Regions from separate parts of the Mus musculus genome. Here region 1 is linked to region 2. The links are chromatin contacts, found by Hi-C or POLR2A ChIA-PET in ENCODE. All regions are on one chromosome and are shown on one strand. Each heading gives the region's core, a stretch centred on a gene start or an enhancer-like site at or near the end of the contact. The rest is flanking DNA. Distances are from core to core; before and after follow the strand shown.

Region 1 (3,267 bases), core at 319-2,818, 330 kb after region 2:
TAGTGAGTTCCAGGACAGCTAGGGCTACATAGTCTTAAAAAAAAAAAAAGAAAGAAAGAAAGAAAGAAAGAAAGAAAGAAAGAAAGAAAGAAAGAAAGAAAGAAAGAAAGAAAATTAGCCGGGTGTGGTGGCACACGCCTTTAATCCCAGCACTTGGGAGGCAGAGGCAGGTGGATTTCTGAGTTCGAGGCCAGCCTGGTCTACAGAGTGAGTTCCAAGACAGCCAGGGCTACACAGAGAAACCCTGACTCGAAAAACAAAAACAAAACAAAACAAAACAAAAAATTAAGAAAGGCAGGGGGAAAAAAAACAGGAAAGAAAGCCTGAAATAGGCTCAAACATACGAATTTTTAAATTAAGCTTGTGCAACATGGTGGTTCACACCTGTAATACCAGAACTCGAGATACTGAGGCAGGATCTTTGTGTGTATCCCTGGCTGACCTAAAATGTAGACTAGGCTGGCCTTGACCCTGTTTCAAAAATCGCTCCCAATAAATAACAGATAAATCGACCTCACTTTGTGAATTAATGAGTGTAAACGTGCTAATGTTTTCCAAATAGAGCATAGTTAATGGGGAGGGTGAGTTTAAGGGTTCTTAATTGGCAAGGCCTCTTTCTGAAAAACAAAAACAAAAAAGTAAACTAATATAACTTAGGGAGGTTCATTTCCAGCTTAGACCGATGTAATCACTCTAAATTCCATACGCGATGCCAAGAGCTTTTCTCAAAATCCTAAAAATTAATTCTCATCTACACACCCTGTCTTCGGAGCTGCACTCCCTTCGCGGCCGCACGCGGCGCCCGCAGCAGCTGACTCCTCCCCGTTCATGGGGAAAACCCTGCCTAATATTTATAACGCTATGACATACTGTAATACTCACAAGGTGGTTGTAGAAGTATAAACACGACTGGAGATATCTGATTGGCTGCTGGTGATGTAACACCCATGTCAATACTTCCCACTGAACGCACGTGTTCGACCTTTTATTTAAATTTCCATTTCATCACAGCAATAAGACACTCGGGGCGGTGCATTTTCTGCGAAACGATCGTCGCCCGGGGCCAGAGGTGCTGCCCGGCGTACACAAGGAGCCCAAGGAGGTGTCCTCGCGAGGGAGGCACCGCCTGGTCCAGTCTTTTGTGCAGGAACAAAATAAGTTCACTTCCTCGGGCACGGCCACCCACCCCTCCCCCGGCAGATGACAGGGCCGGGCGCGCTCCCACCGCACTTACTCCTGGAGTCCCAGGTGAAGTCGTGGCGAGAGCCGGGGACCGTGCGCACGGGCGCGCCGCGGCGAGCCGGCCCCTGACACCCGCCAGCTGTTTGTCCTGGCCGAGCCGGCCCCGCCCCGAGACCCCAGCCCGTGCCCCGCCCGCTTCCTTCCCGTGGCCGCACCCCCGCCCGCGGGCCCGAGCGGCCGGCCCCTTTCCCGGTCCCCGGGCGCCCCCGGCCCAGCCCAGCCCGGCCCAGCCCGCCCCCTCCCCCGGCCGGCCCCCACCCTCTCCCCCTCCAGCGGTTACTGCTACCCCGGTGCATTGTGGGCGCACGGTCCGTTGTTCATTTGCCATTCGACCTCCGCCAGGGCCTGGTCGGACGGAAACGCTCCGCCGGCTTTATTGTCGGCTCGCTATGTGGCGGAGCCTGGCGGCTTAGCGCGCCTCTCGCGTCCGCGCCTCGGCAGCCGGCGGCGGCGACACGACTCCCCCCGAGGACGGAGATCTGTTGGCGGGCCGGTGTGTGCGCGCAGCGCTGAAGCGGGGCAGCGGAGGGGCAACCGCACTCCTCCTCAACTTCGAAGGCCGCACGCGCCCGGCTCGCCGCTCCGCTGCCCGCCCACCGCTCCGCGCGGGACGCTGCCCGGAGCGCGGCGGGGCGCGGGTGGAGAGGACGCGGCTGGGACGGCGGCGGCAGTAGACGCGTGCGGCGGCCCGGGAGCGAGCGCGAGCCGGCGGGAGGGTGAGGCCGGGCCGGCGGGAGCGCAGCGCAGAGCGGCGCAGCGCAGCGCCGGGGGCGGGGGCGGGGGCGAAGCGTTGGGGGAGCCGCGGCGAGCGCGCGGGACGCGGCCGGAGCCCGGGCGCGAGCCGAGGCACCGGGCGGCGGCGGCGGCGGCGGTGACCGCGGCGCGCGCCATGTCGTTCAGTGAGATGAACCGCAGGACGCTGGCGTTCCGAGGAGGCGGGTTGGTCACCGGCGGCGGCGGCCCCACGAACAATAACGCTGGCGGGGAGGCCTCTTCTTGGCCTCCGCAGCCGCAACCGCGACTGCCCGCGCCGCCCGCGCCGCAGCAGCCGAATGGGCGCGGGGCCGACGAGGAAATGGAATTGGAGGGCCTGGAGCCCCAGGACTCGGAGGCCGCCGCCGGCGCGGCCGCCGCCGAGGACGTCAAGGAGTTGCTGCTGCTCCCTCAGGACACGGGCGGCCCCTCCTTGCTGGGCGGCGGCGCGGGGGGCCCCCTGCTAGCGGAAAGGAACCGTCGGACTCTGGCCTTCCGCGGGGGAGGCGGCGGGGGTCTCGGCAACAATGGCAGCAGCCGCGGCCGCCCGGAGACCTCGGCGTGGCCCCTCAGGCATTTCAATGGGCGAGGGCCGGCGGCCGTGGATCCGGAGCTGGACGCGCTGGAGGGGAAGGAGTGGATGCAGGACGGGGCGTCCCTGAGCTACAGCACCGAGGAGGAGGGGGCGAGCCCGGGCGATGGCAGTGGGGCGGAAGGCGGCAGCTGCAGCAGCAGCAGGCGGTCGGGCGGCGATGGTGGGGACGAAGCGGAGGGCAGCGGTGTGGGAGCTGGCGAAGGAGAGACTGTCCAGCACTTCCCGCTCGCGAGGCCCAAGTCCCTCTTGCAGAAGCTCCAGTGCTCCTTCCAGACCTCTTGGCTCAAGGACTTCCCTTGGCTGCGGTACTCCAAGGATACCGGCCTTATGTTCTGCGGATGGTGCCAAAAGATCCCCGAGGATGGGGGCGGCGTGGACCTTACCCAGGTGGGGCATGATGAGCTTTCGCGAGGGACCCGCAACTACAAGAAAACCCTGCTCCTAAGGCACCACGTCTCCACCGAACACAAACTCCACGAAGCCAACGCCCAGGTACCGTAGATCCTGCCTTTGCTTTTCGACCACATCTTTTGGGAAAGGTTTATCAGTGGGGAAGACTAAAACTAAAGTAAAGAAGGGGGGAAATTAAGATCCTCCGGGGGAAGACTCACTTCGTTCCGATCGAGAGAGGTTCGCGAGAGCTTATGCGTAGGGGTTTAGAAAGCCTGGAAACAAAG
Region 2 (3,821 bases), core at 808-3,307:
TAGCCAAAGGGATCCACGAGAAGCCTCAAGCAACTGAAGCTGTTGCCAAAACTGTAGGCTGCTCTCCACAAACTGACAGCAAGGCCCACTGCTGAAGACAACACCTACTTATTGAACATGGAGAACACTGAACGTGGCCGGTGCCTAAATAAAGTCTTCACCCTTATGTTTTAAAGTTAGTCTACAGGCTTCTAAAAGAGAAATATAAACACCAACCCAGCCACAAACCCTTTGATCTAAAATGGTGTCCTGTCTGCAAGATATGCTGGTATTACAAAGCTTGTGGAGTAACCAACCAATATCTGGTTTGACTTATGAAACCCATTCCGAACACTGCTTGAGGGACCTCGGGTAAATCCAAATACTACTGTTCTTAAAAAAGAAAAACAATGTACCAATAAAATTATTCTTAATACGATTCTGTATGCTCATAGATCAGTGTCTTGCTCAGTCATCATCAGAGAAGCTTCCTCCTGCAGCAGTTGGGAACTCATACAGACGCCCTCAGCCAGACAGTATTCAGAGGTGGAACATCCTGTCCTAACAGGGATGTCTCCATCATATCCCTCCACTCAGTGTGAGCCCTAAAGAAGAGGAGATGGGAATGGTATAAGAGCCAAAAGGTTGTGGAAGACACCAAGAGAACAAGGCTCTCTAAATCAACATGAACAAAGCTGGCAGAGACTGGAAAGCACTCACAGGGCTTGCACCAGGCCTACCCCAGGTCCTCTAAAGTGTGTCGCGGCTTCCAGCTTCTATGGGACTCCTGAGTGTGTGCACAAGTGCCTGTATTTCCTCCACCTCTCTTGAGCTCTTTAAATTCTATTTGTTTTGTCCAATTCTAATATGTTAAGTTTTTGTTATCTTTTTATATTTTCATTTTCTTATTTTAAAAGAACTCCTAGTGCCCTATAAGTAAAAATTTGTGTTTTAAGCCACTACATGTGGCAAAAATCTCAAAACTATGTCCTGGGGTCCTTCCCATCACTAGATCAAAGAAAAGTTTTGGCACTCAAAACTAAGATGACCCTACAATCCTGAGAAATAGCTACATGTGTACTGTTCAGCAATACCCACTAGAGAACAAAAACTGGAAATTCAGATTTTTCTTATATAACCCAACCTCATGTATACCCGAGTCTCAGAATTTTTAAAAATCCCAGCCTTTTGTATTTGCACTACTTCATGTATCTAAATTATTTTACAATGTTTTACACAAAGGGGGAAAAAACTATATTTTTAAAATAAAAGGTCACTTGCAATAAAGGAAAGTGAAACACTGACAGTTTAAATCATACGCCCAGTTCACAATAGCTTTAAGTGTCAATTCAATTAAGATGCTTGTGACAGGCCTCGAGCCGCCTTGTGGCAAGGCTAAGACCTGGAGTCGTTTTCCTCCAAGTCTGACGGGTCGCCCCACAAACCCGATGGATACCTGGCCCAGAATGTGTCACAAAGGTATGCAGAGAGAACCCACAGGAGCGTAAAAGCCATGGAAAAGGAAGAAAATATTAATCACACGCTCTGCTGCAGGTCAAGGGTAGAAAGCTACCCCCGCCGCTCCAGTCGCTCCTCTCCTCATCCCTAAGTCACCGGCATAGCCCATGACAAGAAGGACAGAATTCACCCCCAACCCACGCTGGCCCCTCCCTGGAGTCGCCGCCTGAGCCCCACCCCAACACCGACGGGCTCCCGCCCCACCACGCCGGCTCCTCCCAGCGTCCCGGGCTTAGCCCCTCCCCACGCTCGGCCCGGCGTGCGGACGTGGCGCCGCGAGGCCTGCTTACCAGTCGGAGCTCCGCCTTCCGCTGCAAGTCCGAGTGTCGCTCCAGAGCGCTCGCGAAGCCGCCTGAACGCGCCCGAGGAGCGGAGGAGTCGTGGGTTGCGCTCTCGGAACCACTCTCCGTGCTTGCATTTCGCAAAGGCTTGGAGAAGACAAGCGCTCTCAAGAAACGGCTCCCAGCAGTCCCGGCGTGGGACCTACACAGCGCCGCCATGACGCCTGCGCGACCTCTGACCTCTTCTGCACGCTTGCAGGTCAGGGGGCGGGCCGAGGAGAGCCCCGCCTACCGCCTTAATCCCAGGCGAGCCTACTAGTCCGGTAGTTTAAAGCTTGCCTCCCGCGGACGCCAGAGAGCGCATGCCTCCTGAGGGACGGGGTGACGCTACAGCTGCTGTACTACACGGTCTTCAGAGGTCTCCTTCGTTATCCTGTTAGAGTTGGAAGCCCTATGCTCACCAGCACCTCCTGTGCCTTCGTTACTCAGCACTTTCGAATGCGTCATGCTTTAGATTTGAAATAATTCTTAGTGTTCACCCTCCAGTTTTGTAAACTCCAGGAAGGAAGGAGAGATTGCCTTTGCAAATGGGCACAAAGTTGTTCCTAAAACTGATGGTAGGTCTGTCCTTGGCCACTTCTGTTGCCAGTCACATGCATTACAAAACCCAACAGAAGTTTTATCCTAGCTAGCTACCATCATTTCCTGTGAATTAAGCTTCAGAAATATGCTCAGGCGTAGCACTTCCACGCTCCCATACCCAAACACTTGATATTGTTTGTTTCTCCCCAGTGTAAATCCCCAGAATTTGTCCATCCACTTAAGAATCGAACCTAGTTGCAAAAGTGTTTGCCTTTTAAGTGGACCACTAGTCTAATCAATGTAATGTTAACCTACAGATTACTAAATCCAAGGGCGGGTGTCAGTTTTCTATGTCATTTGTACATAAATATCTTTTTTCCCCTTATCGAGGTCTCATGTAACCCATACTGGCCTTGAGCTCACTGCGTAGTTGAGGGTGACCCTCATCATCTGACCCTCCTGCTTCTCCCTGAATGATGGGACTTTACAAGTACTGTCACTACCAGGGCCAGGACAGAACCTCTTTTATGTCTTTGACTCTTAGTGTAAGTCTTCCTCAATGCTGCAGGTCTATTTTGACCTTAGAATGATGCATAGTTTTGTGGATAACTTACCACTCCGCATTACTAGTCACTGTAGGGAGTATCTCACAAATTCAGTAGGAGCCTGAAAAGTAGATTCCGCTTCAAGTGAGATCTCATTCTGCATACGCTCATTTCTGCTGACACTTAAGTGGATTCTTGTCGAAAATGTCAATCTCTATGGCTACTACCACTTTCAGTTCCTTTCGGAAACAGTGTAGCAAATTGTAGAGCTCCCTTTAAGAGCCCTCAGCAGTCTCAAGTAAGGAACTTTCATCCTGGGCAATCCAGTATCCCCGTGCAGATTTGGTTTTTCTGCTTGGGAAAGCAAGCTGCTCAGCAGTGCCAAGTTTAAAGAACTGCTTTGCAAACTTAAACTGTATCACTTCCAGTGCTTGTCTGGCATGGCAAGGCCCTAGGTTCAATCTTCAGGATAAACCCTCCATCTGGATGAACAGAACAAATGAAGTCCCATCTTTAAATCCAACAGACATGTTATATTCGTGTTGCCTAAGCTAGTGAATAACCCTGAAAGCCAGGCAGCGCCATGGGGAGGGGCTCTTAGTCTTCCTAGTGATATATGTACGCTCAGTGGACTCGTCTTGAAGCTCCCAACTTAAGAAGTATCAAATGAAATTAGAAAAGTGAGGATTCACAGGGCAGTGGTGATATACAACTTGAATTCTATCCCTCAAGAGGAAGAGGCAGAGGAATGTCTCGGAGTTTGAAGCCAGCCTGGTCTACAGAGCATCTTCAAGGCCAGCCAGGGCTATACAGCAAAATCCTGTCTCAAAATTACTTAAGAGAAGAAGAGGAGAGAGGAAGGAGGAGGGAGGAAGGAGAGAGTGGAGATTCATAGCAAACCATTTTAATTGGAATT

Evidence for each region. Hi-C counts contacts between places; a loop is a spot of excess contacts on that map. ChIA-PET counts read pairs that join two places held with the same protein, here RNA polymerase II (POLR2A).
Region 1: a map of heart shows a loop between it and region 2 (2.0-fold over the local background). The contact joins the promoter of Zbtb10 here to the promoter of Mrps28 in region 2. A Hi-C loop is called at or near these places in 1 of 37 maps with a recorded cell type or tissue (heart). POLR2A ChIA-PET finds 5 or more read pairs at or near these places in 1 of 5 experiments (Patski).

What each region holds. Positions count from the first base shown.
Region 1 is chr3:9,248,999-9,252,265 of GRCm38, forward strand. Zbtb10 (zinc finger and BTB domain containing 10) reads left to right here and starts at 1,569. Exons shown (of 6, transcript NM_177660.3): 1 at 1,569-3,082. The coding sequence starts at 2,132.
Region 2 is chr3:8,921,800-8,925,620 of GRCm38, forward strand. It overlaps Mrps28 (mitochondrial ribosomal protein S28), which reads right to left and starts at 2,058. Exons shown (of 3, transcript NM_025434.3): 1 at 1,788-2,058. The coding sequence starts at 1,997. It overlaps Gm52601 (a long non-coding RNA gene), which reads right to left and starts at 1,773. Exons shown (of 2, transcript XR_003954436.1): 1 at 1,675-1,773; 2 at 1-584.